2 separate regions of the Homo sapiens genome follow, and region 2 is linked to region 1. The links are chromatin loops, found by intact Hi-C in ENCODE. Cell type or tissue: heart left ventricle. All regions are shown on one strand. Links, peaks and the distances in the headings refer to the core of each region. The heading gives the core; the rest is flanking DNA. Region 1 has its middle 110 kb from the start of RALGAPA2. Region 2 overlaps RALGAPA2 (Ral GTPase activating protein catalytic subunit alpha 2).

Evidence for each region. Peaks named below come from ENCODE experiments on the same cell type or tissue, not always from the same donor. Only the 100,000 strongest peaks of a DNase experiment are listed, where the experiment ranks them.
Region 2: it touches region 1 in a loop (16-fold over the local background); 92 of 110 quality-filtered maps call a loop at or near these places.

The regions. Positions count from the first base shown.
Region 1 is chr20:20,815,487-20,830,831 of GRCh38, reverse strand. No RefSeq gene overlaps it. Among named protein-coding and RNA genes, the nearest start is that of RALGAPA2, 110 kb to the right of the region's middle. RefSeq lists an enhancer at 9,112-9,901. In heart left ventricle, for the core only: CTCF peaks have their summits at 5,450 and 5,655 (motif pointing right); a DNase peak (open chromatin) is centred at 5,691; H3K27me3 peaks cover 909 bases.
Region 2 is chr20:20,657,198-20,672,542 of GRCh38, reverse strand. The region is part of intron 3 of RALGAPA2 (Ral GTPase activating protein catalytic subunit alpha 2); the gene reads left to right. It also overlaps the pseudogene EIF4E2P1. Among named protein-coding and RNA genes, the nearest start is that of RALGAPA2, 48 kb to the left of the region's middle. RefSeq lists a silencer at 7,481-7,540. In heart left ventricle, for the core only: a CTCF peak has its summit at 7,557 (motif pointing left); no DNase peak of the experiment used is centred there.

The DNA of each region.
Region 1 (15,345 bases), core at 4,223-6,722:
GACACAGAGCCAAATAATATCATTCTGTCCCTAGCCCCTCCCAAATGTCATGTCCTTTTCACATTGTGAAACCAGTCATGCCTTCCCACAGTCCCCCAAAGTCTTAACTCATTCCAGCATTAACTGAAAAGTCCAAGTCCAAAGTCTCATCTGAGACAAGGCAAGTCCCTTCTGCCCATAAGCCCGTAAAACTGAAAACAAAATAGTTACTTCCAAGATACAATGAGGGTACAGGCATTGGGTAAATGCTCCTGTTCCAAAGGGGAGAGCTTGGCTAAAACCAAGGGGCTACAATCCCCATGCAAGTCAGAAATCCAGCAGGCCAGTCATTAAATCTTAAAGCTCCAAAATAATGTCCTTTGAATTAATGTCTCAAATCCAGGTTGTGCTGATATGAGGGGTGGGCTCCCACAGCCTTGGGCAGCTCCACCCCTGTGGCTCTGCAGGTTCAGCCCCCATGGCTGCTTTCACGAGCTGGCATTGAGTGCCTGTGGCTTTTCCAGGTGCATGGTCCAAGCTGTCAGTGGATCTACCATTCTGGTTTCTGGAGGATGGTGGACCTCTTCTCACAGCTCCACTAGGCAGTGCCCCCGTGGGGACTCTGTGTTGGGGCTCCAACCCCACATTTCCCCTCTGCACTGCCCTACCAGAGGTTTTCTATGTGGGCTCTGCCCCTGCAGCAGACTTCTGCCTGGATATCCATGTGTTTCCCTACATCCTCTGAAATCTAGGTGGAAGTTCCCAATCCTCAACTCTTGTCTTCTGCACACCTGTAGGCCCAACACGATGTGCAAGCTGCCAATGCTTTGGACTTGCACCCTCTGAAGCAATGGTCTGAGCTGTACCTTGGCCCCTTTTAGCCGTGGCTGGAGCTGGAGCAGCTGGGACACAGGGTGCCATGTCCCAAGGCTACATAGAGCAGCAGGGGCCCTAAGCCCAGCCCATGAAACCATTCTTCCCTCCTAGGCCTCTGGGCTTGTGATGGGAGGGGCTGCCTTGATACTCTCTGAAATGCCCTGGAGATATTTTTCCCATTGTCTTGGTGATTAACATTTGGCTCCTGATTACTTATGCAAATTTCTGCAGGCATTTGAATTTCTCCCTAGAAAATGGGTTTTTCTTTACTACCACATGGTCAGGCTGCAAATTTCCCAAACTTTTATGCTCTGCTTCCCATTTAAACATAAGTTACAATTTCAAATCATCTCTTTGTGAATGCATATGACTGTATGCTTTCAGAAAAGTTTCTGAAATTTCTTCTGCCAGATACCCTCACTCTTCTCTCTCAAGTCAAAGTTCCACAGATCTCTAGGGCAGGTGCAAAATGCTGCCAGTCTCTTTGCTAAAGCATAGCAAGAGTGACCTTTGCTCCAGTTCCCAGTAAGTCCTCATCTCCATCTGAGACCATTTCAGCCCGGATTTTATTGTCCATATCACTATCAGCATTTTGGTCAAAACCATTCAACAAATCTATAGGAATTTCCAAACTTCCAACATCTTCCTGTCTTCTTCTGAGCCCCTCAAACTGTTCCAACCTTTGCCCATTACCCACTTCCCAAGTTGCTTTCACATTTTCAGGTTATCTTTATAGCAGTACCCCACTATCCTGATACCAATTTTCTCTATTAGTCCATTTTCAAACTGCTATAAAGAACTACCCAAGACTGGGTAATTTATAAAGAAAAGAGGTTTAATTGACTCACAGTTCTGCATGGCTGGGGAGGCCTCAGTAATCTTACAATAATGGCAGAAGGGGAAGGGAAGCAAGGTACGTCTTATATGGCAGTAGGAGACAGAGAGAGCATGCGAAGGGGGACATTTTTAAACTTTTAAACCATCAGATCTTGTGAGAATGCACTTACTATCACAAGAACAGCATGGGGGAAACTGACCCCATGATCCAATCACCTCCGACCAGGTCTCTCCCCTGACATGTGGGGATTACAATTTGAGATGATTTTGGGGTGAGGACACAGAGTAAAACTATGTCACCCCATGAGCAGGGTCTCATTTACAGATGAGAAAACTGAGGCTCAGAGAGGTTCACAGACTTGCCTAAGGTCCAACAGCTGGAAAGTGGGATTGAGCCAGCTGGATAACATTGGTTTTACGAAAGGGTAAACAACTAAGACTTAACACTACTAAGGGGCATTTGCATTTTAAAAACAAAACATATGGCTAGAGTTTCAGATAACAAAATGAAACTCTAACAGTGTAATTGGTTCAATGTGGCATGCAGAGTGTGATAAGTAGATGTCATATACTATTAATTATCCAAATAAATCAAGGAGAAAGGCAATTTATATTTAAATTTATATATATATATTAAAAAGAAACAGCCATAGAGGTAAAGGAACTGTATCAGCTGGTGTAGCTTTGGCTGCTGTCTTGTTAACTGAGGCAACGTGACAGCTGTGCCTCTCAGGTTTCCTGCTGCAGCGAGCATAATTGACCAAAGGCTCCAGGTGCTGCCCCTGACTTTAGGCCCAAAGTCTATACTTCCATGGACTGTTTCCAGCCAATGACTAAAAGCAGCAGGGATATTAAGGCAGGTTTATTCTTTGAGACCCAGCTAATTTTGGCTTAAGGACCACCCCCACCGCCCTCGGACTTGCCAAAACTCTTTGAGAATTGCATTGCAAAAACTTTTCCTATCAAATCTTCCTCCCTCCCTCCCTCCCTCCCTTCCTTCCTTCCCTCACTCCTCCACAAGGGTCAGACCTGCATGTTGGCTGAAGGATCTGCCAGCCTCCTCTGGTGCCTTCCTTCCTCCCTCACTCCCTCTCTCCCTGCTTCTTCCCTCCCTCCCTGCCTGTCCTCTCCTTCCCCTTCCTTCCTCCTTCCTCCCTCCTCACTCCATTCCTTCCCTCGCTCCTCCACAGGGTCAGACCTGCATGTTGGCTGAAGGGTCGGCCAGCCTCATCTGGTGCCCTCCTTCCTCCCTCCCTCCCTTCCCCCTCCTCCCCTTCCTTCCTTCCTCCCGCCCCCCCTCCCTCCCTTCCTTCTTTCCTTCCTTCCTTCCCTCGCTCCTCCACAGGGTCAGACCTGCATGTTGGCTGAAGGGTCTGCCAGCCTCCTCTGGTGCCCTCCACAATTTCTCCAATAAATCCCTTAGAAATCTAATTCCACCTTGGCATCTGCTGCTTGGAGGGCCTGGACTTAGACAGTCAAAAAGAGGAATTTATTAGAATATGGGGCAGTTCACAGAACCTTGAGGAAAACTTTCACTAGCAAGTGACAAGAAGAAGCTGGGCAATCCCAGGAAACCAGACAGCGAGAACTGATGGAGGCACCACCCCAGGAGAAGGCAGTCCCAGCCCTTTCCTGCCCCGAAGGACAGGTTTTGGCTGGCCTAGCTTAGGTCAAGACCCACCCTAGGCTGCGTTTGACAGACCCACTAAGGCTGTCTGCATCTGAGCAAAGTGTAGCTTTGCAAAAGGAAAAGTGGGAAGAGAATGAAAGGACGTGGGATGGATGAACACAGCAAATGTTCTCACAGGAAAAGCAAGTACCTGGTCCAGAATGTTCTTTGCTGAGTACAGAAGCGTCACGTAAAACCCTGATCCACGGAGTCTGTAGCAGATTCTGACTGCCCAGATTCCTTTCCCTCTCCCTCTTCCCTGAGTTCCCACTGCCTTCACTGCTGTTCTTCCTCCAAGAGCTTTCGCGAACACCAGAGCCCCTGTGCCTCTCCCTGCAGCTGGCTGGGAGTTCCAGGGCATTAACACAGACAGTCTTTGCCCATCAGCCAGTGACTGTATGGAGCTTGGATGTGAATACACAGCTCCTGCATCCCTCCGAGGCATCTCCACACCGTCTCCCAGAGGTACCGGCGGGATTGAGCTCCAGGTGCCCACAGTGGTAATTTGCTATATAACACACCTATTATTGGCCACCTACCTTTCCTTGTCTCTCTTCCTAATTCACCTCATTTGCCAGGGTTTTCTTCGTCACCCAATAAACTGCTTACACTAGGATCCTTGCTCAGGGTCTCTTCTGGGAGAACACAAACTAATTGTTATGATAAGAGATTGCACTGCCATAATTATAATCCATGCACACAAAAATGTGGGTAAATCTTACACTCCTGATAGGGAGCGAAAAAGCCAGACACTGACGAGAACACACCGCGTAGTTCTATCTGGGCAAAGGACAAAAGCTGGTCACAGGAATCCTTGCTGTTAGAATCAGGAGAGTAGCCACCTTCATGGGGGACGGTGTGAGAGACTGTCTGGGGATGTTCTCTTCCTGGATCCAGGTGCAGAGGTGAGTTTGAGAAACGTCATCAAGCTATACAATTATTATTTGTTCATATTTCTGTATGTACAGTAGACTTAAAATGTTTTTTAAAAAAATACAATGAGCAAAAAGAAAAAAAAGGAATGTGTCATTTGTTTGTCCTCCTATCCATCCACCGATCCCTGCGTCCACAGAATAATGAAATCCTAAGTTCCAAGCTTCCACCTGAAGCTTACAGTCTCCAGAGGAGGCACGCAAGCACATTCCATAGGAGTCGTATTTGAACATGGGGATCTTTTGTTTTGAGCAAAAAGTTCCCTGTGCATAATTTCAAGTGAGCGTTCTATAGAACAGCACTTGTCACTTGGGAAGACCGATATAAAAATAAATTCTAGGCCGGGCGCGGTGGTTCATTTCTGTAATCTCAGCACTTTGGGAGGCCAAGATGGAAGGATCACTTGAGGCCGGGAGTTCAAGACCTGGCCAACATGGCAAAACCTCGTCTCTACTAAAACTACAAAAATATGGCCAGGCGCCGTGGCTCATGCCTGTAATCCCAGCATTTTGGGAGGCTGAGGCGGTCGGATCACCTGAGATCAGGAGTTTGAGACCAGCCTGGCCAACATGGTGAAACCCTAGCTCTACTGAAAATACAAAAATTATTTGGCTATGGTGGTGTGTGCCTGTAATTCTAGCTACTTGGGAGGCTGAGGCAGGAGAATCGCTGGAACCCGGGAGGCGGAGGTTGCAGTGAGCCAAGATTGCACCGCTGCACTCCAGCCTGGGTGACAGAGTGAGACTCTGTCTCAAAAAATAAAATAAAAATACAAAAATTAGTGGGGCATAGTGGTGGGCGCCTGCAGTCCCAGCTACTTGGGAGTCTGAGATGGAAGAATCACCAGAGCCTGGGAGGTCGAGGCCACGATAGAGCATGCAGTGAGTGCTGCACTCCAGCCTAGGCAACAGAGTGAGACCCTGTCTCAAAAAATAATAAAACAAATTATAGGTTTGGTATAAAATACTTAGCCCCTTCAATTTCAAGAATAAATCTTGTTACCACCCTCAAAGCAAGATGGGAAGAGAGGCAGAAACCCCTCACGGTGTACTTGGGGATGAATTTGTCCCCTGAGACAGCTAATCACGCTGGAGGCAGGCCTGCACCCCGGCCTCCCTCGCAGCTCACAGTCTCAGCGGGGGACAGTGCCAGAGTTGGGTTCTTACCCACCAGAGAGGCTCCCAGGCCCCTCTCAGACCAGACTGAAGCAGAATTCTCCTCTCTGCCTTCTAGAATGTCTCGTAAAAGCTGCTCCTCTTGGGGAGGCTCTGGGCTTTGGAGAGAGCACCTGGAATTCCCCACTAGAAAAGCCCAAAAACTGAAAAATATTCATTACGTATTTTCAATACAGAGTTCCTGACGTTTTCCAGCAGAGGGCGCTAGAGAAGAGCCGGCCAAACCTGCAGAGCGTTGACCAAAGTCACAAGAGTAAACCAAACGCCTCGCCCTACCAGGCGTCTCCCCACCAGCTCGACCCCGCGGATTTCTCCCACAGAACACAGCCCCAGCCCTGGGCCTCCACGTGTGGCAGAGCAGGGAGCAGGCCCTGGGACACTTTCCTACTCAACAAATGTAAGCTGTCTATACATGATGGTCACTGTCTTGTGATAAGACTTTGAAGAATTGCTTGGTATTCAGAGCACTTCGGGGCGATCCACGGGGAGCCCCACAGTCTTGCATGGTCCACGCGTTCCTCTGCTCATTTCAGAGTGATCCTTCCTCTGTACCGCCTCTGCTCTTTTTCTCGTTCTTATTTTTTCTCCTTTGAGGGGAAGTAGAGGACTCCAGGTAGCAGTTAGTTGTACAGGACAACCCCAAATCCTACCCCTACAAGGCTTACTTTAGTAAAGCGAGTTGTTTTTGACACAGTAGAATTAGTACTACCTCAACCAGTAGTCTTTGAATTGATCCCTTAACTGATTAAGGGATGATTTTAGCAAACATTTACAAAAGGAAGGAATTTTTTTAAAAATAAAATGTTGTTTTCTAATTTTATTTTTTTCTAAGTCCTCTTTTTTCTCTCTGGAGGCCTGTAGAATCTTCTCTGTATTATTGGCGGCTGAACAGAGCAGAGCGCTGGGTGAATTCTAGAGTTAGATCTCCCTTCTGGAGCGAGGCACTCACACCCCCAGCTGCTGGGAGAGCCATTGCTCACAGCTCACAGCTGAGAGCTTCTCTGGGCATTGACTACCCTGGCCAAGGTTGTGGTGACTCTCTCGGGAGGCAGCTTGCAGCCAATGTCTGGACAATATGGAGGGAAAAGGGCCAGTCCTCTCACCTCAATTCAGGATGATGCCAAAGGGACATCCTAGCTCCAGAGCTCCCTGTGGGATCACTTGAGCCTTTATCTTGCCAGACAACATGCACATCCCTGCCCTAGGCTGTGTCCCCACCTCCCTCCTGGATTCCAGAGCAAGAACCAGGGTCAAGTCACAACATAAACGAGGGGCAGGAACATGAGGAGAGGAACGATTTGGTGATGGAGCTGTGACCCACGCTCCCATGTGCCATCACCCCCACACCAGCGCCCTTCCCTCAGATCGCACTCAGAGGCACATGGGAGAGTCCCTTGTGATCACCTGACAGAGGAGGGGAAAGGTTAAGCTTGGTGCAGGGGTGAGTGAGCTTGAAATGTGGGCACAAAATAAAAACTGGCTGCAGATGTACTCTGGCCGCCTCATTCAGGGTGGTCATGAGAGACGGCGGTAATGGGGAAGCTCTCGCAGTGGGCAGGGCTTCAGGCAGTGTAGAAAGAGAAGTATCCTGAAATCAGACTCCACATTGGCTCCTGGGCAGTCTTGTGTGATTTGATGGGCTCGTCAGGGCCTGGAAGGAGGAAGGTTGAGAACACGGAGGGGAAGAGACATGTGACTGTGTCTATGGAAGTTGGCACCCAGTGAAGATCCTGGCACAGATGTTAATATCCGCCAGAGAGCAAACAACCCAGAAAAGGCTTGACACAGCCAAGGAGAGAGAACGGCTCGGTCAGCTGCTGTCTGTTCTAGCCTCTGCCATCGGTTGTCCCAGTGCTGGCACAACGGGCTCACAAAGGGAAAGGCCATGGTGGCAGGGGTGGAGGCTCTGCATGTGCCAGACAGAAGAGCTCCAACTCGCCAAGGCTGAGCCACTGCCACAGCCAAAGGGCCAATTTGCGAGCCACAGAAACCAAAGTCAAACCCCTAATCTTTCAAAGTGACCGATGAAAGAGTTGGTGGCGAGTTGATGACACTGGATCCCTTCACTCTGGAAGGGGGAGCAATTCATCTTGCTTGGAGGCAACACACATTCTGCTTCCCTGCCTGTAGAGTGTTGGCCAGCACCACAATCCATCTTATAATATTTGATCCACCAACATGGAGCTCCGCTTACTCACCACCACCTCGGATCAAGCAACCCACTTCACAGCAGAGGAGGGATACTTGGTCATGGGTCTAGTAGTCCTCTCTGCAGCACTCACAAGCTGATGCCTGAGAAAGTGATGCCAGAGCCTTCTGAAGGCACAGCTGGGGCTCCAGCTTGGAGATGATGCCCTTCCGGTATAGGGTGGCATTCTCTGGGATGTAGTATATGCCCTGAATCAAAGACCATGGCATGGTGCCATGTCCCCTATTGATAGAGCCAAGGCATGGATATTAAGGCGTGGCCCTACTCACCATCACCTCCAGTGACCCAGGTGGGGAGTTTGGGCATTGTACTCTGCAGCTTTAGGTTCTGATGATACAGAGCTGCACTGGCCAACACAGTAGCCACTATCCCAATGTAGCTATTTAAATTTAAAGTAATTAAAATAAAGTTTAAAATTCACTTTACATATTTGTTGATTTATTTATTTATTGAGACAGGCTTTCACTCTGTCACTCAGGCTGTAGTGCAGTGGTATGATCACAGCTCACTGCAGCCTTAACCTCCAGGCTCAGGCAATCCTCCCACCTCAGCCATGCCTGGCTTATTTTCTTTTTATTTTTTGTAGAGACAGAATTTCACTATGTTGCCCAGGCTGGTCTCAAACTCCTGGGCTCAAGCAATCCCCCCACCTTGGCCTCCCAAAATGCTGAGATTACAGGCATGAGCCACCACGCCTGGCCTTAAAATTCACTCTCCGTGACACACTAGCCAGATTTCAAGGGCTCAGTGGCCACACATAGTTATTATCTACCATGTTGGACAAATCAGATATAGAACATTTCCATCATCATAGAAAGTTCTATCAGACAGCACTAGTCTATAAGATCCCAGTTCCTAGAGGGGTAACACTTCTTCCAGGAGAAACCGTGTGAGTCCTACTACATTTAAGCTATTGCTGCTGCCTTATCACTTTGGGTTCCTCTTGCCAAGCGACCAGCAGACAAGAAAAAGAGTCACCTTGCTGGCAGGCAAATTATCCACATTCCTCAGGAGGAGGCAGGGCTGCTGTTGCAGAACAATAGGTCAGGCCCCCACGTGATCGGCCAGAGCATCTCTTGGTTCCCAACACCCGCCCAATTTTGATGGAAATGAACAAATGCAGCAGCCACGCCTGTGAAAGACTGTGGCCAGGGCTTGCTCTCCTCAGGGATGAAGGTCTGGGTTACTCTCCCAGATAAGCCACCTAGGCCAGCAGAGGCACTAGAGGCAAGAGGTGAGGGTATAAAGATGGAGTAAAATAGAAGAGGAGATAATGAGAATCAGCTACAGCCTCGGGGCTGAATGCAGTCATGGGGATTACAATGTATGTCAATATCCTTTCTGTTCTATGTTTCTCCAATAAAAATGCCCAGCCACCATCCTGGACGAGCTGTTCCCACAGAGGATAAACGTCTATTCAAAGCAGCTGGATTCTAGTGGTGCCCAAGGGGTGGATGTGGTGGATGCTGTGATGCACCCCTTTCAGGTCCCAAGCCTCTTTCCCTGTTACCCAAACTACTTGTTGCTGATGGTGAACTCCTAATCCCTCTCCAGGAATTGCCCGGGGCTGGAGGGAGCTGCTTCGCCCAGGTTACACCCAGACCCTGAAGGCAGCGTCCAAGCACTTGTCGATAAAGGGAGACAAAGTCTAGCTCTCTGCAAGATGTAGATACTCAGCCCTGGGGCATTTTCTTCTATAAACACTTTTTTTTTTCCCAGAATTATTCCTTCAGTATTTTTTGGTCTCTCGTTCTGGGCTAATATCTTGAATTAAACTTCCATGGCTCATCTTTATGGTCTGCGGTTTCTGTGGTTTTGCCTGAGGAACTGGAAGACTTTTTCTGCTTTAGCTTCTAGTCCCTCTGTTGAATTTCATATTTCTCTAATCATTTTTTTTTAATTTCTAAGAACTCTTTCTTATTTGAGCGTTCCTTTTATTCACCAGATGCTGTCCATGTTGAATTGAGGTAATAGGTTTGTTTTCGAGTTCTTTTCTGTTCTCTAAATTACCTTTGTTTCTTCCAGAATTTGTTTTTTCTTAGTTTGTTTTGGCCCCTCTCATTCTTCGCACAGCTGATGTCTCCCTGGGTGCCACTGCATAATCTGACCAGCCTCTCTCCCGAGTGAAAGGCGTGACTGGCAACTGGGAATGCTAATTAGTAGATTTTGCTCGAGGACAATGTGATAAACAATTTCCATTTGTCCTTCCAGCCACTCTTCTCCCATTCCTGCCCCACCCCAGCCCATCTCTGTCCGCTGGCTCCAAATTATGTCCAGTGAATGAGGCTCCCTGGTGAGAGGGTGAGGGAGGGGACAGGCTGTGGACTGGATATTTCCTTTCCTACCTTCCTGTCTGTGCCCCACAATGGAAGGCCTCAGATCATTTTAAGATGACTTTCTCCCCATCTGGTTTTTGCTAAATGCTCCCTGCCCTTGTCTCTTCAAGCCAGGGGTTGTGACAGCCTCCGTGTTGCTGGCTTCAGGTTCCTACACAATCCCTTGCTCTTCCCAACCACACTCACTTTCCACATTAGGTCCTGTCTTACCCTGACTTCCCTAGAACGCAAAGCCTGAATGTGCTATTGTTAAAGGGAGTTCGATCTCAGAGCAGAGGAATAAGAGAATGGGAAGAGGAGGGAGAGCCATCCTAGGAGGTGTGAGGGACAGGCTGCTGCTAAGTGCAGGGGATAGCTCAATGCAACAGAACTGTGCTCTGAGCTGCGTTGTAAGTAGGACCGTCTGCGGTGGGGAGCGGGGAAGAGGCAAGAATTAATCCACCAGCTCTCGTTTCTTATTTGTCAAATATTAGCTCCACAAGGAATTAACTCCCCCATGTGGTGAGCCCTGGGCATGACTGCATGGTGTCCCAGAACTCAGTATGGATCCTCAGGACAGGACGGAAAAGTTGTGCTTCCGGGTAGGAGGGGAGGTGCTGACAGATTGCACCAGTGTAGTGCGGTAAACGTTCGACAACTGGCTCTCCTATTCCTATCTACCTTAAATAATGAAATTCAGAAAATATGATTAAGTATAGAGTTTATTTGATTGCAATGCTTGAGGATAGACACCCGAGGACACTGACAACAAATGGGGTCGGCATTCCAAAGTGCATAAGTTACAGTTTTACTTGTAGAAACAGACAAATTTTAGCAAGATCACAACATTTTACATATGAGACCACTGCATATGTTACAGCGATTTTTTTTCTTTTTTAAACAGGGTCTCACTCAGTTGCCCAGGATGGAGTGCCGTGGTGTGATCTTGGCTCACTGCAACCTCTGCCTTCCAGGCTCATGCCATCCTCCCACCTCACCCTCCCAAGTAGCTGGACTACAGGCCTGTGGCAGCACATCCAGCTAATTTTTTTTTTTTTTTTGTAGAGACGGGGTTTCACCATGTTCCCAGGCTGTTCTCAAACTCCTGGGCTCAAGTGATCCACCCACCTCAGCCTCCCAAAGTTCTGGGATTGCAGGTGCGAGCCACCACGCCTTGCCTTTACAGCAGTTTGATTGGTTACAGATTGCTACGTTCAGAGGAAGATTACTTTATTAACACATGAGTAGGGGCAATGATCTAAAGGGGCCTATCTCTGGTGCCATTTGGTCTTAATTATTTACAGAAAAAAAAGGCAAAATTTGCAGCTGTATACCCCGTGACTCGAGTCAGATGGCCACATTCTTCTCAAGGCTCAGAATAATTTAAAGCTCCAACAGCTTTAAGGTGAGTTACTTAATTTCACATTTCTATGGTATAAATATTCACCATAGCTGATTTCAAGCTACCAACATACTGACTCTGAAGATAACTTGAAAAGATGATTCAATAGATGTAAATAGCTCAAGAGCACGGCTGGGCATGGTGGCTCACGCCTGTAATCCCAGCACTTTGGGAGACTGAGACGGGCGGATCACCTGAGGTTAGGAGTTTGAGACCAGCCTGGCCAACATGGTGAAACCCCATCTCTACTAAAAATACAAAAATTAGCTGAGCATGGTGGCACATGCCTGTAATCCCAGCTACTCGGGAGGCTGAGGTAGGAGGATTGCTTGAACCCAGGAGGTGGAGGTTCTAGTGAGCCGAAATTGTGCCACTGCAGTCCAGCCTGGGTGACAGAGTGAGACTCTGTCTCAAAACAAAACAAAACATAAATAAATAAATAGCTCAAGAGCAAAAATAATAGTAAAATGTCATAAAATAGGGAGTGATGAGTTTCGAGTGTTTATCTTCCTTTTTAATGTAATTTATTTAATTATAAATTTATATCACTTATTTTTTAATAATGGTTGTGTTTAGCTCTTGCAAGCTCATAAGGCCTGGCTACACACCTTGCTGGACTGCACCAGCAAAAAAGGCAGTTGATCACTGCAGCAGTGGCCGGACCACAAGACAGGTGAGGCCCAAAGGATCGGAATTGGTGCATCAGAGGAGTCTGGTAGAGTACCTTGTAAATACACCCTCCTTACATTATTCTAACTTGAGTGTCAGGACCCTCATGATACAATTGAGTAGGTGTGGGACTTTTGCCACACCCTCTTGTAGGGGAGGGAAAAATGGCTTCCCTTCACCCTTCTGGGTCCTTTGGCCAGGCTATTAATTAAATTGACATAAGACAGATTAACAGGAGAAAAACCATATTTAATTACATACATACACCAGAATCCAACAAAAATATGAGGGTCGAGGAAGGGCCAGGTGATTGCAGCTTATCTGGCATCCTGAGCTACAGAAAGAAATGGTGGCTAAGGTCTTCTGGGGTGTAGTAAAAGCAAATTATGGGAGGGCAAGGGGAGGAAATGTATGGTGAATAAAGCTTGTCTTGTTATGCAGATGAAAATTCTCCTGGGTAATAAACGTTGACTCAGAGCAGTTCTCTTACTGACACAGGTAGTTTTACTAATATACATTTCCCTTATAGATGTGGATTTTCTTTACAAAAGGGCAAGTTTTCTCTCTCTTTTTTTTTTTTTTTTTTTTTGAGATGGAGTCTCGCTCTGTCACCCAGGCTGGAACGCAGTGGCACAATCTCAGCTCACTGCAAGCTCTGCCTCCCAGGTTCACGCCATTCTCCTGCCTCAGCCTCCCGAGTAGCTGGGACTACAGGCGCCTGCCACCACACCCGGCTAATTTTTTGTATTTTTAGTAAAGGTGGGGTTTCACCGTGTTAGCCAGGATGGTCTCGATCTCCTGACCTCATGATCCACCTGCCTCGGCCTCCCAAAGTGCTGGGATTACAGGCGTGAGCCACTCCGCCAGGCCACAAAAGGGCAACTTTTCAAACCGGCTCCTGTGTCTGCAGTTTCCCAAAATAACCAGCTCAAAATATGCTGTGTGGCATGTTTTGGTCTCCTATAGTCATATTTTGGGGTGGTGTGTCCTGAACCCCAACACTGAAGACACCAGAGTCAGGAAGGCTTTCTTTGAGAGGTACCAACCTCCACTCAAGAGAACATACCCTTCCCTGTACATTCAACTTCTTTAGAGGCTTCTCAGCTTCTGATGGGAATTCTGAACATGCAAATAAGACCCCTGGGAGCAGTTGTGCAAACACTCTGTCATTCCCACCGTTTTCAGCCCATTCCTCACTCCCTCCAATGCCTGCCAACTCCAAAACTGGAGCCAGTCTTGGAATTCACACAATATCTTAACATCATCCGAGCTGCTCTGTCCGCTCTGTTTTGCCAGCCAACACATTTCCCATACTGAAATTTTCCCAGAAATTTGTTGGGATCTCTCTTCTACTCATCCATAACCCTCAGGTCTCTTTATCTTTATGGGTTTACTTCTTTTTGCACTATTAAACTTTTGTTTCCATTAGATTTTCAAAAGGCAGAAATGATGACAAATTTCTTTACAGATTTAATTGGCTTTTATTTGCAATTCATGAATAGGGGTGGCCTCCATCCTACAAAACAGAATGAGAGTTCCCACTGAGCAATGGCAGAACAGTGGGTTTTGTAAGGTAGACTAGGGAGACAAAACCATAGGAAAAAATGCTGACTGGTTATTGTCAGGTTACTTCAGGTTATTTCGGATTACTTTTTTCTGTAAAGGTTAAAGCAAAGGGACCATTTTTATTACACTCACTCAGGTAGACTAGAATCTCCTGTTTTCAGTAAAAAACTGGTCTGGTCTGTTAGGGGATCTATCTCCTTCCTTAAAGTTCCAGTTTGACTCTGTGGCATTTTGTGTGAGTGACTTTGTTTTGATTTTGTGTGTTCTGCTGGGGCCTAGTGTAGGAAGTTCAGTCTAAAGTGATGGGCGCCCATAATTTTCGTTTAACAGGATGTTAGCAGCCACAGGAGATAAACATATATAGCAGGTCACTTGCTTTTTTTTTTTTTTAAGTCAGCAAAGGCTTATGTGTGATTAAGTAAAGCACAGGAATGAATTTCCATGAATGTGATGACTTATTTCTATTATTACTTATAAGGGAGTTAAAAGTAAGTGAAAAACTTAATGACAACCTTGAACTCCCAAATTACCACCTGTTTCTCAGCAGATTGCATTAAGAAAAACTTAAGTAAATGAAATCATCTCAGTACACTTAAAATCTTGAACACTGACTTGATTTCTGGCCTAAGGAAACTCTCTACAGTCATATTTTGGTGTGATATATACTGAGCCCCAATATGATGTTCATACTATCTACCTGTTAAACAGGCTGAGGTTGCTTATGAAAGTGACATGAGATTCATTTACATTGTTAGTACTTTTAAGTCTGTTGTATGAAAGGTATTAATTCAGGAGTGAGATTTAACAACTCATTTGTTCCCAAGGATTTATTGAGAATTTATTGTATACACAGCCCTGTGTAAACCAAAAATAAAATTAAGCCCTGCAACAAATTGAATGGACTTCCCCACCATTGGCCAAGGGCATTCCAAGGCAAACCCGAAAAACAAGTTCAGGCCATGATGGGAAGAGGGGTCAGACATGCCTCACTATACTCTCCTCCTGTTGGAATTTATGCGGAACTGACCAGCTTTAACATTAAAACAGACATCTTAAGACTGACCAAACAGACTCTTTGTAGCAATGCAATACACCACAAAATGACAGATAGCAGGCCCTGAAATAAATCAAAGCATTTTACCCTGAAATATATTTCTTTGACGTCTGGCAAAGCTGTCTCTTTGGGGGGAAATCTACATCCTGTAGAGAATCCCCCTTCCCTTTCCAGGTCTTTTCCTGATGCAGGAGAGACTAACTAGGAGTCTGGCACCTGGAAGTCTGATAAGAAATATTCACATGTCTCTCTCTGAGGCCTACTACTTAGAGACTTCATCTTCATAATAAAAGTCTTAGTCTCCACAATCCCGTATCTTAACCCAGACATTCCTTTCTGTTGATTCCAGGTCTTTAGATAATAACTTAACTCTTTCAACCAATTGCTAATCAGAAAACCTTTGAATCCACCTATAACCTGAAAGCTCCCCATCCTTCAAGTTGTCCTACCTTTCTGAACTGAGCCAATGTACACCTTACACATACTAATTGATGTCTGCTTGTAATTTCTGTCCCTCCTAAAGTGTATAAAATCAAGCAGTAACCCAGTAACCCAACCATCTTGGGCGTGTGTTCTCAGGACTTCCTGGGGCTGTGTCAGGGGCACATCCACCATTGTGGCAAAATAAACATTTAAATTGATTAAAACTTGTCTCAGATAC
Region 2 (15,345 bases), core at 6,507-9,006, 160 kb after region 1:
TATTGAGCTGTACATTTCAATGATTTTTTTCATGTTTTTAACAGCTTTTTTGGTTTGGCATTCTTATGTGGCTGGTTGCTTTCGATTGTCTCTTGATCCTCGTTCATTTTTAGACATCTTTTATTTTATTAAACATTTACTGTGTAATATTTCATATTTTGTAGATGATAATCCTAGTAGCTTAAGTGTTTGTCTAATTATGCTGGTTATTTCAGCTGCCTCTCATTCACAGTGGCTTCTTTTTTTGCATATTTTGTGATATTTGATTTTGAGAGTGGTACTGAATGACCACAGATTTCACATTTGTTAATCCTGGTTTCTCCCAGAGGATTTGTCTTTGCTTTTGCCGGGAGTCTGGGAATGCTCTTGATTGAGAGCACTTTAGCTCCATTTGAGGGTTCTGGTTTATGAATGGAAATTCAGGTTCAGTTCCCTAAACTTACCATAGCTGGGAACTGGGGGCTGGAGGGGATAGTCACCTGTAAATCCTAGCGCTGGTGTTGGCATCAGCTCCTTGGCATTCTGCAGTTTTTTCTTTTGCATGTTGCTTACAGATCAGGTTTTGGCTTACTTGTCTTCTGCCTCCTTTCTTCTTCCCTCTTTGCTCCTCCTTCTTCCCCCACCATTTTTTAGTCCCTTGTTAGTTTCTCTGTGTTCTTCAAAGCCCAGCAATGTTTTAAGAATTACATTTGTTGTCATGGATCCATTGGCCTGCAGCAGGAAAGCCCTTCAGAGACTCTAGACCTATCCCTCTCACAGAAGTTTTGATACTTTCTCTTCATGTTCTTAAATTCTAGACTAGGGAGGGTGTTAATACTGATACATTACCATTTACAGAGGATTAGTTGCCTGTATAATAGAACAAATATATATTGTTCAAGGCTTCATAAAACTTTCATTTTGCATGGTAAATATGAGTGAATAATAAACTTGCATTACTTTTGTTTATGCTTATGTTCCCTCTGTCTCTGGCTTTAGAAGGTAGGTTGTAATTTGTATGTTTCATTCTGGGTACTAAGTAACTTCGTTGCTGCTTTGTAGGATAGTGCCCTGTAAAGCTTGTAAAGAGATAGTTTATAAGGGTTTGGAAGTGAATACTTACCACTTTGTAAATAATTAGGAAAGGCTCCCTTGAGAAGAGGTGGAATTAATAAGATGTGTTAAATCACAAAAGCGATACCATGTAGAGATATTCTATAAATAAGAAATGGCTTGGAAGAAAGCATAGAGGTAAGAGATAAGAAGGCATGAAAGAGGAGTATGTAAAGAGAGCTGCTGTCTGCCTTGTAAGTCAGGGATGCACTGAAAGGGAACCTTGGAAAAGGAAACAGTAGTTTTTAGATGTAGAGTATTGGAGACATTACAGTATTCTGATAAAGTAAGTGATGTGCAGTGAAGGCCACCAGCCAGTCCAGGTCATGGTCTCAGGCAGTGAGCAGACCTTTTTGCCTGCCTTCCTCTCTAGTGGGAGCACTTGTACCTTTTGGAAGTTGACTCCAGCTGCCTTTGCCTGTAGCTTCAGATATGTACACCACTTAGAGTTTCTGTTGGTTCATGGAGTTGTTTATCATATTTTTTTTTTTTTTTTTTTTTGAGACGGAGTCTTGCTCTGTCGCCCAGGCTGGAGTGCAGTGGCTTGATCTTGGCTTACTGCAACCTCTACCTTCTGGGTTCAAGCAATTCTTCCTGCCTCAGCCTCCTGAGTAGTTGGGACTACAGGTGCCTGCCACCGTGCCCGGCTAATTGTTATATTTTTTAGTAGAGACAGGGTTTCACCATGTTGGCCAGGCTGGTCTTGAACTCCTGACCTCAGGTGATCCATGTGCCTCGGCCTCACAAAGTGCTGGGATTACAGGCATGAGCCACTATGCCTGGCCTATCATACTTTTTTTTTTTTTTTTACTATGGTTATGACTCTTACTGTACTTTAAAAACCATATTTCATCCATCATTGCTTTGTCTTTCAAATGGAGATGTGGGGATGATGATGTGGGACTCCACAACATGAATTTACATTTACCATCTTAACCGGAATCTACATGTTTTACATGGGCTAGTCTGTTTAATCCTTTCCTTCTGAAGTAGGTTTGGTCTTCCCAGTTTTTATGAATGAAATGTTGGAGGCTTTGTAGGGTTAGGTGACTTGCCCAAGGGTGCACACTTAGTAAATGGGAGAGTAGGGATTTAACCTTTAGTCTAACTCTAGAACCTATTATTCTAACTTACTGGCATGCTGCCTACCACTTAGGAGTGTTGGTATTCTTTCTAAGCTGTATTCCATAGGCTGTCTATATCAACATATACTATTCTTTACAATTCATTTATTCATCAGACACATTTATTAGGTATGCACTGTGTCAGACACACGTAGGTGCTGGAGATACAACAATGAGCAAGGTAGCCAGAGCCTCCCGTCCTCATGGAGTATAAATTACCATTTCGTGGTGAGCGGAAGAGTCTACTGGTAAGAATGAATTCATGTCAGAGCTCCAGTAATGACCTTCTGAATCACAGAAAATCCTGAATGGTTCTTTTCAGAAGTGATATTTTGGTGATGGTTCTTGAATTAGTTACCTGCATAAGGGAAAGGAGAGTTGGTGTAGAAACACAAGGTACTTGGTGAATGGGTCTCAAGATCAAATAATTCACATTGAGAACCTTCTGGATTCAAGCTTGACAGGTTATTTTAATGGTACCTGAGATTCGTTTTAATCAGGTGTGGTAAGGCACAGAAACATGAAAATGATTGTTATGAAGGAAGAAGTTTTAATTATGCTCACAGGCCTCTAGAAACAGACATGTCACACAGAGCCAAACAGGGAAGCACCAAGGCAAAATCAGTACGCAAAGAGGAAAGGGAGCGACAGAGACAGAACTGAGGGCAGGAGCTTTTATTGTGTTTTTTTGCAGGAAGGAATGGGCAAGGCCAGGTAAGTAAACTACATAGGCTTAGGACTGGATAGTTTGAATAATTTCAGCTGACAGGGCTGTAGGGGTAGCTCCTGGTTGTCCAGCACCTGGCCCCTGGATGATTGAGGGGAGGGGGATAGAGTCCATAAAAGGATGTGGTTGGGGTTACGGATTTGGGATTGGTTGGTTTGCATATCAGAAACATGCTCTGAGCCACTATCTTTGGGAATTTGCTAACCCTTGGAGGGGCATCCTTCCTATGTCATTGAGGCCCCAGATGTCAGCACATCAAGAATACAGAGAATAAGACAATATAGTTAATTCAGAGATACTGTTTCAAGCTTTCTGCCATGTTGTATGCCATCCCCTTTTACTAGAGAAATAGAATAGTTTGGAGTTATACATGTATGTTTTAGAAAGTTTATAGAATTTGATATTTCCTCACCCTCCCACACTCCAATTAAAATACATCGACACAAGAGGCTTAATTTCAAAACGTAAACATGTTCTGGCATTGGAGTGCCACTCATTTGGATGTTCTTCAAATATCACAGGATTTGAAATCACAGATAAACAGATTCTTTATTCTAAATTTTATTTAAATTACCCCACTATATTAAACCCTGTTTCTATCTTGTCATTAGCCTTCCTAGAGACCTGAATGAGTTCTTTATAGTCTGTAAAGTGTGGCCCAGGCTGGTCTAACACTCACAGTCCTCTCCCTGGCTCTCAGTGTAGCTCTTCTTCATATTTTGTGGTTACTCTGTGGAAGTGCTCTGTCGGGCTAACACTGCCCCTTTATCTCTCTTTGCATAGTTTCACTTCTGCCTCTTAGTTTATTCAGTTCTCTTTTCAGGGACTGCCCTTAGCTCTTCTCCCCATCTGGCCCATTCTCTCAGGACCTGTTTAGACCCACCAATTTCTCCTGGCAACTCCTGCTGGAAGTGCTCATTCTTTCCTTTGGACTCATATAATAGCCCTGCCTTGTGTTATCATTTGACTGTGGCTGGATATCCATAGTTATCCCTTAATGTGGCTATGCCTTAGTTTCCTAATGAGAGTGTAAAAACTCTAACTCCATGTTTTTTATGTGCATTTTTGTACATATTTTTGAGTGGAAGAGGGACAAGGACATATAAAATGAACAAGAAAAGCAAATTCTTCCAAAGCCAACAACCGTGACTTAACAATCCTTTGTTACTTTTTTCTTTTCTTTTCTTTTCTTTTTTTGAGACACAGTCTCGCTCTGTTGCTCAGGCTGGAGTGCAGTGGCACTATCTTGGTTCACTGCAACCTCCGCCTCATGGGTTCAAGCAATTCTCCTGCCTCAGCCTCCCAAGTAGCTGGGACTACAGGCACCTGCCACCATGCCTGGCTAATTTTTGTATTCTTAGTAGAGATGAGATTTTACCATATTGGTCAGGCTGGTCTCAAACTCCTGGCCTCAGGTGATCCATGTGGCTAGTGGCTACTGTATTGGACAGGGAGGCTCTAGAGTCCTCCAGTAGAGCCGTATCTCATCGTTTGAAAGACCACTTTTCATTGTTAAACATGGTTAAATCCTTAGTATCTTGTACATCTGTATCCTTGTAATGCAGGGGACTTTGACTTAAGGTTTAGGATTTTACTGAAATGGTTTCTCTGGGCTTCTTCTTATTACCAGAGTGCCCTTGGCTGAGGGGAATGAGCATTTACCTCCACAGGTTGGAGAAGCATGGCTCCAAAGTGACCCTCTGCAAACAGAATTGAAAAGCCATGCACAATGTCATTCTACTGTTTTCATGCATTTTTTAAAATGAAAATAATGTTAAATAAAGGCTAGCCAAATTCCTTAGGACTTCATCTCCCCACCACACCTTCAACCTTTCTCCATCTGTTTCCCCTTCAAGATAAAGAAAACAGTTTCAGTGCACTCCAGGATGATGCACCATGTCTCTTTCTCACCCGTCCTTTGGTAGGAGATTCTTATTTGAGAAGCATTGGTGGAAGAGGCAAACTGCAGCAGGTGAACCACACAGCAAGTGCAGATGACATGTGGGTTTCTTCTAGGACATACAGAGAAAGAAAAATAATATTGTGGATGCTAGCTTTTGTTTTTCCTTTGGTATTGAAATTTGATTGCTTGCGATTTATTACACGCCTATATGTACTGACTCCCTTCCTTCTCTGCAGTTTGGTGTTATGCTGGATTGGATGGCTGGACTCAGCATGTGCACAGTCTGGGTGTAGTTATGTTTGGGATTCATAATTTGACCAGTGGTGAATCCAGGGATGTAGTGGAATCTATGTCTTACTTTAATGGAATTCAGCACTGGGTCTCTTGTTCTTCATTGCTCCAGGTGAGCTTATATAGATAGTGGATTTAGCCCCTAATTTTTTTCCTTAGAGTAGGGGAAAAGAATTTTTAATGATTTTCCTGATAATAGTAATATAGCTATATCCAGTACAGTGCCAATAAGATGAAACAAATGGCTGATTTTCACTCTCTGTAGCATTGTTTTGTATATGCAATCCAGTAATTTGAATGTTGATTTTATTTCCCATCCAAATGCATTCATTTATAACTTTTCACATTTAGTAGCACCATTTTACTTCAGATACTAATAGTGAATTGCCTAAAGAAAAACTAGAGTTATGAATATAATAGGATTACAAACAATTCTGAGATTTATTTCCTTTCTTCTTCCTTTCCTTCTCCTCCTCCTCTTTTCCTCCCCCCACCCCTGCCTCCTCCTCTTCTTTTGTGAGAATTGCATATCTTTTGTAACTCTTTGAAAATGAAAACAAATTAAAAGCTCCTGTGGAGGTTCAGTGAAAATGCCTGAACTGAATTCTAGGCAAGTCAACAGATTCAGGCTCGGTGTCCTACAGGATTAAGTAACGATTCCTTTTCTTTCTTTATACAATGGCTAATGGCTTTTCTTATAAGCAAATAATACATAGCAAGGTGGCAGAATCATATTTTTACAATTAACTAGTTGCCACAGTTTCTGCGCTTTTCTCTGCTTTGTTATTTCTTATTCCAGGCTGTCCAGTGTGCAGCCATCCTTCCGTGCTGCTCCCTCCTCCCATGCCGAGGTGAAGGACTTCCTCTACAAACCTCTCAGGCTGATACTGCTTTTTATTTTGTTTCCTGTAAGGGCCACTTCACGGTTTTTGAGTGGAAGAGGGACAAGAACAACTAAAATGAACAAGAAAAGCAGATTCTTCTAAAATCCTTGGAATTTAAGTTCTTATTGAGGATTTCAAATATTTAGATGCTTTAGTAGATTTTGTTTTCTTTTAAAAGAATGATTCCAATTTTGAATGCAGCTCTTTGGTCACTGTCATAATTCTAAATGACTGATTGCAATTGAGAAAAAGCCACTATCAATTCAGATTTTCTGGAGAACATTTTTAAAAGAACTGAGCTGACAAAGACACCCATCTCTCATCCCCAAAGTCTCCCTGAGTTCCAGTTGGCAAAGTGAATGTCTCTAGTTAGCATGACTAAGATTTTGGGTCACATTTATGACATGGGGCTATATTTAAATGATAATAGAGGTGTGTAATCATCTGGCTTTCTTTGTAATGCCAGCCATACTTGTGGCTTTTATTGATGTTGAACCCTTGGTTGGGAACAACTCCAAATGATAACATTATTGTTATGGCATAGTGTGATCTTGCCTTGAGACTGCTCTGCAGGGATCACAGTAGAGGGCCAGGTGGCCAAGGTACCCTTTTTCACTGGTCTCATATGTTGCCTGTGGTGGTGAATTAGCTCTGTAGTTGCTCCTCGGTGCTATCGCCTGTACTGGATACTGGGGAAATAATAAAACATAGGACTGAGATCCTTTATCTCTATAGCATGTGGTTATTCTGGTGTCTGATTTTGATTGTGAAATGTCTATGATCTGTACAAACCGGAAGGTGGGAACAAAATATAAACATGTGGTCCATTTTGGAGATTCTTTGCATGCACTTTTCCTGGTTAAAATGTGATTATCCTATTATAGAATGTTAGTAATTTTAATTAGACAAATGTTTGAGTTGAAAGGAGTCAGTTTCAATGGATAGTTTAATATGCAAATTTAGTATTAAAGACTGCAGTCTCCCTTTTGCATCAAGACTTATAGGTGAGAAACTTGGGATTGACCCAACGGGATATACCAAATTACTCAGTTCACCTTGGAGGAAGGGACACTGGAGATAAGATGTTCGTGGAAGTCTGAAATTACATTCTTGTTGTTATCTGTTGCAGTCCAGGTGCCCTGAGCTTCCTGGCATGCTGGCCTCTTTCACATAGTGTGCCACTTGATGTGTTGGTAACTGACACTCTTAAGAGGAGATCCTGTGGAAGGCAATACTAGCAAAAATGCTTCCAAGAATCTTTTAAGGGCAGATGGTAGAAACTGCATTAGGGCTAAAGATATGGGAAATTCACACTGAAACCTGAGCATGTTTATTTATTGTTAGGATAGCAGGAGACATGTAGAGAGCTTTTTTCTCTTTAATTAAAATTAATCTGTTAATGCAGTTTTGGTAAGTTGATTTTTTTTAAATTAATATATACCTTTAGGAGAGAGTTGTACAAAAACTTGCTATTATAAGTCTATTACTTGTTTTCTGTTTGGATATGTAGTGTGGTGGCTGTTACAGAGTGACATCTAGTGTTTGATGTGGTTTGTGACACTGTACAGGTTGGAAGGGTCTGGCTTGAAGCCTTTGTGCACTGGCTTTTCCTGCAGGCCTTGGGCACTTGCTGAATGAATTTGACAGGGTGGCCAGTCCCAAGACAACCTGCAGGTGTACAATGCTTTCTAATTGTGCTGAGGCAGGAGTTTAAATCCTCTGAATTTATGGGGTGGTGGGAACCAAGTAGTGGCATCTCACTGGGGTTTTGTTATTCTCTACTCATCACTCCTATAGAAACTGTCTTGGAGTGATTTTTTCCCCTAAAACATGGCATAAAACGGATGGCCAACTAGTGCTAGTACCAAAACTGAAGAGATCGGAAAAATGCAGTAGTTTTCAGGCAGAAAATAGAAACTTGCATGAAATGAAGAATAGCATGGCAGATTTGGTTGTGACTGAGATCTCCTGTGTAAGATACTTTTGTGAGAAGAAGACTCCTTTTGAATCTGTTTTAGTGAATGCTTTATTCGGGGCAAAACCCACATATTATGGGTAGAATTATATGCTACTAATTTGGGGATTTGTGAAGGTCACTGAATGTTCGTTCCGTCATTAAAAAAATGAGGAGTCCGGTGCAGTGTGATTTTTTTCTTTAAAAAGAGATTAGACCTTTGCATGATCCTAAGCAAAGAGAAAAAATAACCTTGAAATCTATTAAGTGCTGCCTTTCCAGTTTTTGAAGGTTGCATTTTTTGTACCTAATAAAAAACATTTTGAATATCACATTTTACTACTTAATACGGTAGTCCCCCTTATCTGCAGTTTCACCTTCTGAGGTTTTGGTTACTCGTGGTCAACCAGGGTCCAAAAACATTAAATGGAAAATTAAAGAAATAAACCATTCATAAGTTTTAAATTGCATGCCATTCTGAGTAGTGTGGTGAAATCTCTCACCATCCTGCTCCATTCTGCCTGGGATATGAATCATTCTTTTGTCCAGTGGATCCATGCTGTAGATGCTAGCTAACTGTCAGTCACTTAGCAGTGGTCCTGGTTATCAGATAAACTGTTGTGGTATCACATTGCTTGTGTTCAGGTAACTCTTAATTTACTCAATAATGGCTCCAGGCCAGGCGTGGTGGTTCATGCCTGTAATCCCAGCACTTTGGGAGGCTGAGGCAGGTGGATTGCTTGAGGCCAGGAGTTTGAGGCCAGCCTGGCCAACAGGGTGAAACCTCGTCTGTACTAAAAATACAATAATTAGCTAGGTGTTGTGGTGTGCTCCTGTAATCCCAGCTACTCAGGAGGCTGAGGCTTGAGAATCACTTGAACCCAGGAGGCAGAGATTGTAGTGAGCTGAGATCGCGCCACTGTGCTCCAGCCTGGGTGACAGAGTGAGACTCTGTCTCAAAAATAATAGTAATAATAATAATGGCTCCAAAACACAAGAGTAGTGATGCTGGCAATCAGATATGCCAAAGAGAAGCTGTACAGTGCTTCCTTTAAGTGAAAAGGTGAGCGTTCTTGACTTAATAAGAAAGAAAAAAACTATATGCTGAGGTTGCTAAGATCTACAGTAAGAATGAATCTTCTATGAAATTGTGAAGAAGGAAAAAGAAATTTGTGCACAGTGTATATAGGGTTTGGTACTATCTGTGGTTTCAGGCATCCCTTGGGAGTCTTGAAACATATCTCCCTAGCATAAGGGAGGACTACTGTTTATTTTGTTCAGTATTGGTAGTATTTTTCTTCACTCTGTGGCTCTGTATATTTTGTGCTGGTGCTCTTTTATCTCTTTTCTGCCTACTACCTAAGACTTTGTTCAGAGCCTCAGTTTCCCCACCAGTGGAGTATCCTGCTAAGCAGTCTTTTGGTTTGTAATCTTCTACCCCTTCTCTCTCCCTCACTCACCTCAGATGCTGTGTGATGTAATTTCGATTCTCATTGCCTTCAGGACAAAAGTCACACTCCCCAGTATAGCCTTCAGAATGTTCTTCGTCTAGTCTGCCTCCTTCTCTATCACTTATCACCTGTCTTCTGCCCTCACTGGCAGCCTCTTACAGGTCCCCAAATAAGCAGCAAGGCTTTTTATTTTTTGCTGCTGTTTGGTCTGCCTGAAATGCTCTTCCTTGCCTGGCTCACCCCTGTTGTCCTTCAAGATTCAGTTCAAGGGTGTTCTCCCTTTGGAAGTGCACCTTGTCTGTCTTCATTTCCTTGTGCATGTACTGACATCCCTGATTTTCTCACCTTTTCCCTCTTAGGGCTCTAACTTTTAGAGCAGGAATGGTGTCTTTTATGTATCTCTGATCCCTCACATGGTACCTCGCACATAATGGGCACTTAATAAGACTATTTTTTAATGAATTAAATAAATGTTTGATTAAGAGGATATTTAATTACCTGCAGTACTACCAGTTCAACTGTCTGTAGCTTAGTGATTAACAATACTTGGTGATAATTTCATTATGTAAGTCATTTTTGCTTTTATTTTTATTGATTTCTTCCTTAATAAAACTTTTTTATTTCTATTTTTTGAGTTTAAAACTTAGTTCTTGCATTGTAGGAAATTCAAGTCTATGGATTTGTCTCTTATTTCAGCTTTGGCCAGTTTTTGTTATATGCGAATCACAATGTTGATTATTTTTCGTTTATATAATCAGTTTTTTTAACTCGAGTGTTAAAATCCACAAGTAATTGAGAATTACTTTTTTTTTTTAACTTGAGTGTTTAAAATCCACAAATAATTGAGAATTTTTTAGCTTAAACTCTTGATGGTGGACTCCCAGTGTATTGAGTTTGCTTGTGACCTGTGTAACACTTACTTTGAGGGATTTATTTGCATCGCTTAGAATAATAACTTTGTAAATGTTTCATAGATGTTGGATTCTGTGAAGTTTGATATATAGCTGTTAAACCAGTCTTGCTATAACTACATTCAAGTCTTCCGTATTATACTGTATTGCCTATTTTATTTCTCAAAGATAGTGTGTGTTAATATCCCCCATTTAAAAAGTGTTTTTCCCCTTTAGTTTCTGAAAGTTGTTTTAATGGAGTATGCCTCCATTGTTTTATTTTCATGCTATGTTATTTGTTGCATAAAGATTCATAAGTATTATAGGTATATCGTAAATTACATATTTAACCTATTTGAAATAATTCCCTTTGTCCTGTTAATACTTTTTTACTTGATATTAATATTGCTTTGTGTGGGTGTGTGTGCATGTGAGCCTCCTTTTCTGTATTTTATTGTCAGTCTTTCTGTGTTTGAAAGCTGGGTCTGATGGACTTGGTCTTCGGTAGGGGAATTTAACCTGCTTATACTTACTACTTTTTGTGTGTGGTAACCAGTACACATCTGTGTATTCTGATGCCCATTGCACTTGGTTTTAGCTTTTCTTCTAACTTTGTTTTTGGGGGAGAGGTCACTGATTTTGGCTTTATGGAATATGCTTTGTAATTTGGAAGGTGCACTTTCTATTTTCATTCCAATAACTATCTTTCAATTAACAATATCATTTGCATTGTTTTTCTTCTAATATCAAGAACAAAGCAGTATTTCAGCCAGGCACAGTGACTCACACCTATAATCCCAGCACTTTGGGAGGCCGAGGTGGGCAGATTACTTGAGGCCAAGAGTTCAAGACCAGCCTGACCAACATGGAGAAACCCTGTCTCTACTAAAAGATACAAAAATTAGCTGGATGTGGTGGCACACGCCTGTAATCCCAGCTACTCAGGAGGCTGAGGCACAAGAATCACTTGAGCCTGGGTGGTGGAGGTTGCAGTGAGCCAAGATTGCGCCATTGCTCTCCAGCCTGGGAAACAGAGCGAGGCTCTGTCTCAAAAAAAAATAAATAAAGCAAAATTCGATGATAGCCCTATACTTTTACTTTAACTCCATATGTCTTTTGTACTTCTTCTCAACTATTTTAAGCAGTTTATACCCAGATTATTATTAATTTTATATTATTTTTCCCTCTTTAGTAGTTTATTGTAATGTTACCTATTAGAGTATTCTTTTCTTTTTTACACATTTAAACAGGGCTAATACCTCAATAATTTCAAGAAAATGACAGACCCTGCATTTGGTTCTGCCTAAAGATCAACTGTACAGCACACAGGAGGTACATAATAACCTTTGTTCAACAAGACTGGTGTTAGTTGCAGACAGATTCTTGGGGTACCCACAAACCAAGTCACCTGGGAGGGAGGTGAGACATAGTCTAGGCTCTATCTACTGTCAGTACCCACAAAAGCAATTATTAGGGATTTCATTTTCCTTCTGAACACAGGAAAAAAGTATTTTATGCATGATCGTGAACACAGCCAAAACCTTAATGGGAGGTTCTTAAATACAAAACTTTCAAGCTTTACTTTTCACTTTACTGTCAAACTTCATGAGGTTAGATGCCAGGTACTATAAGCTTTTGTATTCTCCATGGCACTTTGAGCTTAATAAGGACTGCATAAATGTCTACTTAAATAAAAAAAAAAAACAGGCCTGTACTTTTGTATTATGCTCTTCCGATCAACTCTGCAATTCTCATATTTGTTGATACCTACATGTTAACTAGGAATGTTTAGGGAGAAACCTAAGAATGAACAAATCTGATCTCTCAGACAGGTCAGTCAGCTAAGGAAACCAGAATTTTAAATAGGTTACCAGGAAGGTAAATAAACATCACGATATAAATACAGGCATGAGTGAACTGTCAGGGCTCCATTAAATCATTGAGAACTCACAGAGGCAAAGGTATCAATATGTTTGATAGTCTTTTTTTTTTTTTTTCCAAGACAGAGTCTTGCTCTGTTGCCCAGGCTGGAGTGCGGTGGTGCAATATCAGCTTACCGCAACCTCCGCCTCCCAGGCTTAAGTGAGAGTAGCTGAAATTACAGGTGTGCGCCATCACGGCCCCCGGCTAATTTTTGTATTTTTAGTAGAGACTGGGTTTCACCACGTTGGCCAGGCTGGTCTCGAACTTCTGGCCTCAAAGTATTCAGCCCACCTCAGCCTCCCAAAGTGCTAGGATTACAGGCATGAGCCACTGCACCCAGCCAATCTGTTTGATATTCTCTTTGTAGCTCTGTAAGCTGGTGAGATGGCTAGGGGTTCTCCTGGAATACCAGAAAGTGTAGTTGTACTGTAGGGGATGCTCTGCTGGTCCAGGGACAATAGCTTTCCTCTTGCTGCTGCTCTGATTCTTGTCTTGTTCTGTTTTTTCCTTCTCTCCATCTTTCTGTGTGCTGTTTTCTTCATTCTGAGCATGGTCCCCAGTGTCATCATCTTTCAAGGTGTATAACTTGTTCATCCTCTCGCTGCTGCTGTTGCCATTCAGATTATTTTATTATAATATTTTTAGGATGTTGTCTTATGTTAGTTGTTTTAGGAATATACTCTTTTTTATAGTCATATTAACTCCAATTATGTAAATATAGCTCACTGTCACAGTGTTTAGAACCCCACACCCTTGTTTTCGGATTATTTTGATTAATCTGTATATTTTCTGGAATATGAATTGTGTAGGATATATTGAAGAAGGGAGGTATGTGGCTGATGGACTTTCAGTTCTAGAATAACTTTCTTTTAACTTTAAACGTATAGCAGGTCCTCAAATAACATTTTGTTATAATGTTAATGAGAAAGTGTTCAAGGCAAATATTCTGTCTTCATGAAAGAGTTGAGTCATTGTAGTAAGAGATGAGTGTCCAGGCCTAAGACAGCAAATGATCAAGTTGCCCTCTCTATGGGTCTCCCTGGAAGCATCTATGCAGCTGGGCTGCTATGCACGTGGGTCCCTCTGAAATCAGACTATACTTGTAGCACAGGCATTCACAGAATGTTTTCTTTAAACCGAACAGTCCAGTTCTCATCATAAGTTTTCTGCATATTTATTATTCAAAAGGTCAAGTAACTAAGACCTCTGTTCTTTTAAACCAAATCTGTTTTCTTCTCGGTCAGCATTTTCTTTACCCAGAGCTCTTCTGTCCTGCAGCTAGTTTGGGGAAGGGTTGCTCCCCACACTCTGCTTTCAGATGTAACATGTTAGTTGGTCATTATTGTAGTTGATTACCTTCCCATGAGTTAGTATGTAGTATTTTCTTCATTCTTCACTGTCCTAGCTTTCTAAGTGGAATTGAAATCAAGTGTGAATCCACTGGGACATGTTGCAGTCATCTGATAATAATTTAAAAATATTTCCCACACAAATCAGAAGACCAGCAGTTATAAAGTAGACTATAGCATCTTGTGTAGACTCCAGCTTACATTTCACATTATTCCTGGTCATGCAGTAGGTTCTGAAGAAAAAAGAACTATGGATAATCAGTTAAAAGAATGACAGATTCCCTGATGTGCTGATCAGTAGTAATACCTAATTTCGATTTCGAGTGTACTATAATGGATTACCATATAGATGCAGCTGAGCACTGAGCATTAAATAGAGCTGTGTGTTTTTCAGAAAAGTAATATTTATTCACACTGTGTGGCTTTCTTGATTTTTTTTTCTTATTTTACTTTCCAGTGAAACTACAAACAAGATGTCAGTAGCTTATGTGGCATTCACAGCAGTATAGCTTAGAATATTGGCTGCAGTAGAAGAAATGCCAGATTGTATTTGTCCCAGTAAAGGTAGCCTTCATCTAGGGCTTTCTGAGGGACAGGCTTAGCATTTGGACATAGATAGTTGTGTTGGGCTTTATTTTTATTGACCTCATAGACTTTAAACAATGGCTCTTGCAATATTTGGGTACAAAAAGCATCAGTGTGGGTAATGTTTCAGCCTTTGACTTGTTGTGTAAGATTTTGTCTATTTGGGAATATTCTTAGTAGCTCAGATACTGGGCATGCATTTCATATCCAAGCCTTTTTGAGTGTTTTTAAAGTCCATCCATTTTGTGAATCTGAAAACTTACCCAGAAGTGGTGATAATGATAGGCTTGACCTCAGAATAAGCTGGAAATTACTTTTGTGGCAGACTGACAGTATCTAAGCATGTAGATACACATCGTCTTGCTGTATTCTGTGTTTTTCTTTGTTGTGTGCTAACAAAAGAAAATGAAATCAAGAAGACCAATATGTATTTTGGAAAACTAAAAAGCATGATTTTCACTGCCAAATTAGTTTCCTGACCAAATTAAAGACCTGAAGAACAGTGGGTATGTCAAGCATTCATCTAATCTAAGATCTATTCTGAATCTTTACTTTTCTCAGCATTTCCTATATGAAATGTTTAAGTGGCAAGATGGGATCAGAATATGATCCTGGGATGTAGCTGGGCTGCCAGGTCCCTTAAAGGAGAATGCGTGAGATAATAGGACACCAAGTTACTGCTGTGCCGTTTGCCCAGGCACTGTGAACTGCATGGAAGGAAGCACAGAAAGCATGGGGAGAACTCACTGGGACCAGGTTTCCATCAACGTGAGGTAGCAGCCAGCTGTTGAGAAACTGCCAGTAGAGAAGCCATGTCTCTCAAGTAGGGGGCCCGTCTCTTAGAACTTCAGCTTTCCAATGTGATGAGAATATTCTAATTAATAATTTGAAGATTATTGTGGCACACATAGAGATGGACTGTACATATTCCCCTTCAAGAAAGAATGTGCTGCCCAGCTACAAAAGTGGCGTTAGCTGATGGTTTCCAGCTCTTCACACCTTCGGCTTTCCATCCTTGGTCATACTCTTTGCATCATGGCCCCAAGCCAGTAACTGCCAGAGGCAGTAGTACAAGGGCCTCGCCATTTCTGGTCACACTGGACTCCTCTCATCTTTGCTCTGGAGCTTCCGCTAGGCTGGCAGAGATTTGTCAGCTCTGCCTCGTGGTCTGA